Linked DNA regions of Mus musculus: region 1 is linked to region 2. A link is a loop called in an ENCODE intact Hi-C map of the cell type or tissue named here. Cell type or tissue: left cerebral cortex. All regions are shown on one strand. Region 1 overlaps Cadm3 (cell adhesion molecule 3). Region 2 has its middle 54 kb from the start of Crp.

What was found. A loop is a pair of places that touch in the nucleus more often than their neighbours do. Peaks named below come from ENCODE experiments on the same cell type or tissue, not always from the same donor. Only the 100,000 strongest peaks of a DNase experiment are listed, where the experiment ranks them.
Region 1: it touches region 2 in a loop (5-fold over the local background); 2 of 42 quality-filtered maps call a loop at or near these places.

Annotation. Positions count from the first base shown.
Region 1 is chr1:173,355,739-173,358,238 of GRCm38, reverse strand. The region is part of intron 1 of Cadm3 (cell adhesion molecule 3); the gene reads left to right. It also overlaps a transcript of Aim2 not described here. Among named protein-coding and RNA genes, the nearest start is that of Cadm3, 11 kb to the left of the region's middle. In left cerebral cortex, a CTCF peak has its summit at 1,337 (motif pointing right); DNase peaks (open chromatin) are centred at 288 and 1,188; H3K27ac peaks cover 974 bases.
Region 2 is chr1:172,750,426-172,752,925 of GRCm38, reverse strand. No RefSeq gene overlaps it. Among named protein-coding and RNA genes, the nearest start is that of Crp, 54 kb to the right of the region's middle. In left cerebral cortex, no CTCF peak of the experiment used is centred here; DNase peaks (open chromatin) are centred at 245 and 1,500; H3K27ac peaks cover 393 bases.

The DNA.
Region 1 (2,500 bases), 610 kb before region 2:
CCTACACAGAGTCTGTTCTCCAGAAATTGTTAGTGATGTCCTTCACTGCTCTGCCTTCTGTCTCCCTCACAGGCTGCTGGTGCCGAATGCTAGATGCTTGTGAAGGGGCTAAGTTGAACGAGGAGCTGTTTGGGATCAGATGTCCCTCCTCTTTGTCTCCCAACTGCATTTGTCCTCGTTACAACTCAATATTGGCTACAGAGGGACTTGTTTTGGTTGGGGGCCAGCCCAGGGCTCCCTCTCAGTGCTAATGCATCAAGAACACTGACTCAGTAGCAAATCAAAGCAACAGCTGTCCCCACCTCCTTCTCTGCCACCCACTTCCCAGTCTCTCTGCTCCTCAGAATCTTAACTAAGTCTGTGATCATTCCCGCCCCCCCACCCCTCCAACCTACAGCAAGCCCACTTCTGCCTTCAGGTTTTTTCCTTCTAGCTCAAGAATAGGACACGCTCCTCTGCTTCTCTCCTCCCATCTAGTCTAACCCTTTTCTCTTCCACTTCACACTCAAGTGCCGGCTCCCATGACTGTGAACAGGGCATGCTCCATCAGGTAGATTCAGGAGAGCATTTGAATTCATATGTAAAAACATGTGCGTGTTGCACATGCACACACACACACACACACACACACACACACACACACACACACACACTACAGTCTTATTCACATGGCCACTGCTTTTAGCTCTTAGCAACACAACAATAGCCTCTGCCCTTCAAATTCTTCTTCTGGGGAAACTGAAGTCTGTAGGTAAGACTCCATGCCATCTGACAGAGCTGCAGAGATCTCTTCTTCATTTCACCCCAACTTCTCCAACCTGTCTGTTAGTTAATATTCCCTCACTTCCCTTAAGGTTTGAGGTCCTTCCCACGTATAGGATTAGAAGGAGCATAGATGTCACCAGATAGAAAAATCACAGTCCATAGTGGCACCTGACTCTCCAAGTTAGCTAGCCCACAAGACTCTATATGATGTGGTGATAAGAACAACAGACTAGAGTTATAACCAAGACTCCGCTGACTGCCTGTGGGACTTGTTCGAATTCTTACACTTCTTGGCGGTTTGGTTTTTCATAGTTACAAGAAGCAACTGCACTTGGGCTGTAGTTCAGCAGTTTGCACGTAGGCATGCTCACAGACACACATACGTAACAGTTTTGGACTGACTGCTACTTAAGACCTTGTCAGTTCTGAAAGTCTATACTTGTGAGAGTCATGGTGGAGAAACTATTTGGGGCAAATCAATTTTAACAGAAAGAGGAGAAAAGTTATTGCATTTAAGTGCCAGAGTCAGAGCAAGCTTTCTTCTCATCCTAACAGTGAATGATCTTAGGAGTAACCAGCTTTGGCCATTAGGGGTCAGTAGAAAATACTGATAGAATATGGAATCTGACTGTGGGGCTTAAGAACACACACACACACACACACACACACACACACACACACACACACACACACACACACCTACCTTCATAACATGATCAACCTTCACAGTTTTTTTTCCTAACATTTGCATATAAAGAATGTTTTCGAATGACTGGATTTTTGTTTACTTTTAATTTTCATGAGAAAAGAGTATTACACCAAGATCAGGTTTTCATTTTAATTCCCTCCTCACACCAAGATAGAGGAGCTAGTCAACTAGCCTGAAGGTGCTTCTCCTCATTTAGCCTGGAAAACCTTTTGTTTCCAACCTGCTGTGGAAGGAACCAAAAGATGTATGTGAAATTCATCATCATAAAACCTGTTGGAATCCAGACTTAGTCTCTCCTAACCTGACTCTGAGGTACTTTTAATAATGAGATGATACACTCCTCAACTCTTGAGTCCCTGGCCCAGGCTTTGTACCAAACCAAAGGGTTAATTACCATACTAGAAGTTCCATGGGGGAGGAGTGGAAATCTACCCTTCCCCCATCTGTTTCCACTTACATCTTCTGCTCCTCTTAGGAGAGTGAAATCAAGCCAGGAGAGAGTAATGACTTTAGGCCCAAGAGGCTTCTTGACAAACAAGGCTCCAGGAGGGAAAAACTAGACAGCAACAGAAATAATATAGGGAGAAACAAGAAGGAAAACCTTCTCTCAGCAACCCACTGACAGAGAGAAAACAGGGAGGGGAACAGGGAGACAGAGATCAGAGAGCAGCAGCCAAAGCATGACTGAGCTCCTGGGTTCTGAAGTGTTCCTGAGTGGTGGAACGGAGGGTGTCCGTGAGGACTTCATGATCTCACTGTGGACAGAATCCCATCCTAATGGGAAAAAAAGGAAACACACCTGAAAAAGCAGAGGGGCCCAGAATCAGAATTAACTCCCCTCTTAAGGCCCCGCCTCCCTCTGGCTATTCCCTAAGGTCACACAGGTATTAGCAAACAGGGATCTAAGAAAAGAAATAGGCGATGTGAGCCAGCAATGTAGCACAGGACAAGAATACATTGGTAGCTGTCAAAGGATGTCAACAGGGAGGAGTTTGGTAAATGTGGCACATTTGTGGCTGCCAAAGA
Region 2 (2,500 bases):
CTATTTAGCCTCAGAATCTCCTCTTGAGCTTGACCTCACCTATGCTCTAGGGACACCCCCCAGTGTTGCTTACCACACATCCCTCCCTTCTGGGAGACAGCCACACTCAACAACCTGTGAGAGAAACCACATGCTTCTTATGGGTATGCATCTTAGATTGCATCAAATATGAAGCATCCTCCTAATTCTGGGTTTTCTCTTGGATAAGGTATAAATTCTCTATCCATCTCAGATCCTTAAAATAAAATCCATTCTGGGCATAATTTTGAATTGGCAGTACATCAAATGCTACAGCCAACATGATGCCTCTGACTGCCTTCAGGACCTGGGCCTCATAATCTAGACAGGAAGGGCCCTGCTGTAGTCTTATATTTGCTGCATGACAACATGAGCAAAAGGCACATACTGAGCTTGCTGGGCTGTTTTTTAACTAAACAGCAAGTATGGATGAGCTCACTGCTATTCAAGAGAGAGAACAAACAATACAGGGGAAAATGAGATAAAATACTATTTTTGGTATGGCTCAGCTATACCATTCCTGCATATAAACTCAAAGAACTCCAAGTCAATGTACCACAGAGGTACCTGCATATCCATGTGTATTTGTGTATTGTTGTTCTACCCATGATAGCAAGAAACGAAGCTGGTCTAGATATCCATCAACAGATAATTGGATAAAAAAAAATATGTTGTACATATACACAATGGAGTTTTATTCAGCCATAAGGGAAAAATGAAATGACATTTTCAGGAAAGTGGATGGAACTGGAATTCATTATGTTATTCAAAATAAACCAGACCTAGACAAATACCTTATATGTAGAACCAGGACTTAAATTCCTCTCTCTCTCTCTCTCTCTCTCTCTCTCTCTCTCTCTCTCTCTCTCTCTCTCTCTCTCTCTCTCTGCATGTGTGTGTGTATCTGTGTCTCTCTCTGTACCTGTCTCTCTCTGTCTCTCTGTATCTGTCTCTGTGTGTGTGTCTATGTGTCTGTGTGTGCCTGTCTCTGTGTCTGTGTCTGTGTCTCTGACTCTCTCTCTCTCTCTCTCTCTCTCTCTCTCTCTCTCTCTCTCTCTCTCTCTCTCTCTCTCTCTGCCTCTGTGTGTGAATGTGTGTGTGTGTGAGAGAGAGGTGGGGGGGACAAGAAAGGAGATCATGAAAAAGGAGAAAGAGAACTGAGGGTGGCTGGTAATACATGTAACATAAATGCAGAAGGGAATCTATAGAATCTATTAGTGTCCATTAGTGGGGTAAGAGGGACCAGCCTGAGGGGGATGGGGGTCAGGAGAGGTCAGTAGGAGGCCAACATAGTATAAAGATGTCATCATGAAACACATTACCCTGTAAACTAACTTAAAATGGTAACAAGAAACATTGCCCAGTAAAACGAATAAAAACATAGTCCACAGATCTCCAGCTCCCCTTAAACAATTTGTTAGCAACTTGTTTGCCATCTGGTAGAAGAAGAAAAAAAAACTGGGCCAAGCAGCTCAGCGGAATTTTTAGACCTTCCAGATTTGTTCTTCTTTTATTGCAGTGAAGACCTTTCCTTGTTTTGCTCTCGTTGTAAGGTTCTATGGAGAAGATGCTCTCCTGTAGCCTACTCTCATTTTCCATTAAACAGAGAGGAGTGTCTAGGTCTGTGCTGTCTAACATAGTAGTTACTAACTGCCTGTAGCTACCTACACTCTTATTAAAATGAAGCATGTGAAACTCTTAAGAAACAGAACCCTCCTGTGCATAGTGGGATCCACAGAGGACGGAGCAGACATGGAAGACTTCTGCCTTCACCAGAAGTCCTACCGCTCAGGGCTAGCTAGTCTCCCACTCCGATCATGGCTGATGAAAAGTCACTCTATAAAGGTGGTATGAGAAAGGGAACATTGCCACAGAGGATTTATAAAATGCATATCCAAAATGCCTTGCCCTTTTAACTATGGCTGAAATTCTTCATCTAGAGAGCGAAATGCAAGCTTCCCAGACAAAATGGAGGGGGTATGGCTGAGGTGAACATGTTTATGGGCAATGACAAGATCAAACGGGAAGCATCATAGATAAAATTATAGGAAGAAAATTATGATACATGAGAGGAACAGAGGGAATCCTCAGGGCAAACTCTAAAGGTGGTACCATCTGATTATATTAGGGATGTCATCAGTATGATCCTATATTTCCTGCACCAGCGTCTTCGGGATAACCCCTTGGAGTCAGCTATGATGGGGTAGTGAGCAAGGGTGAGGCTGGAGCACCTGGAGTAACAGTTTAGCTATGACAGTGGTAGGGCTGCGATCACCCCCACATCCATGAACATAGAGTTAATCTATCCATTCCTATATCAACAGGACATGAGCTGGTCATAGCCCAGACTAACCCTGAAAAGTTTTCAACATTTTTGTTCTTTAAGGTCTCAGCTATTTCTTCTTGTAGGTCCAATGTATAAATTAAACTGTGGTCTCTGTCCTAACACCTGAAACATGTGTATATTCTACCTTATATAGAA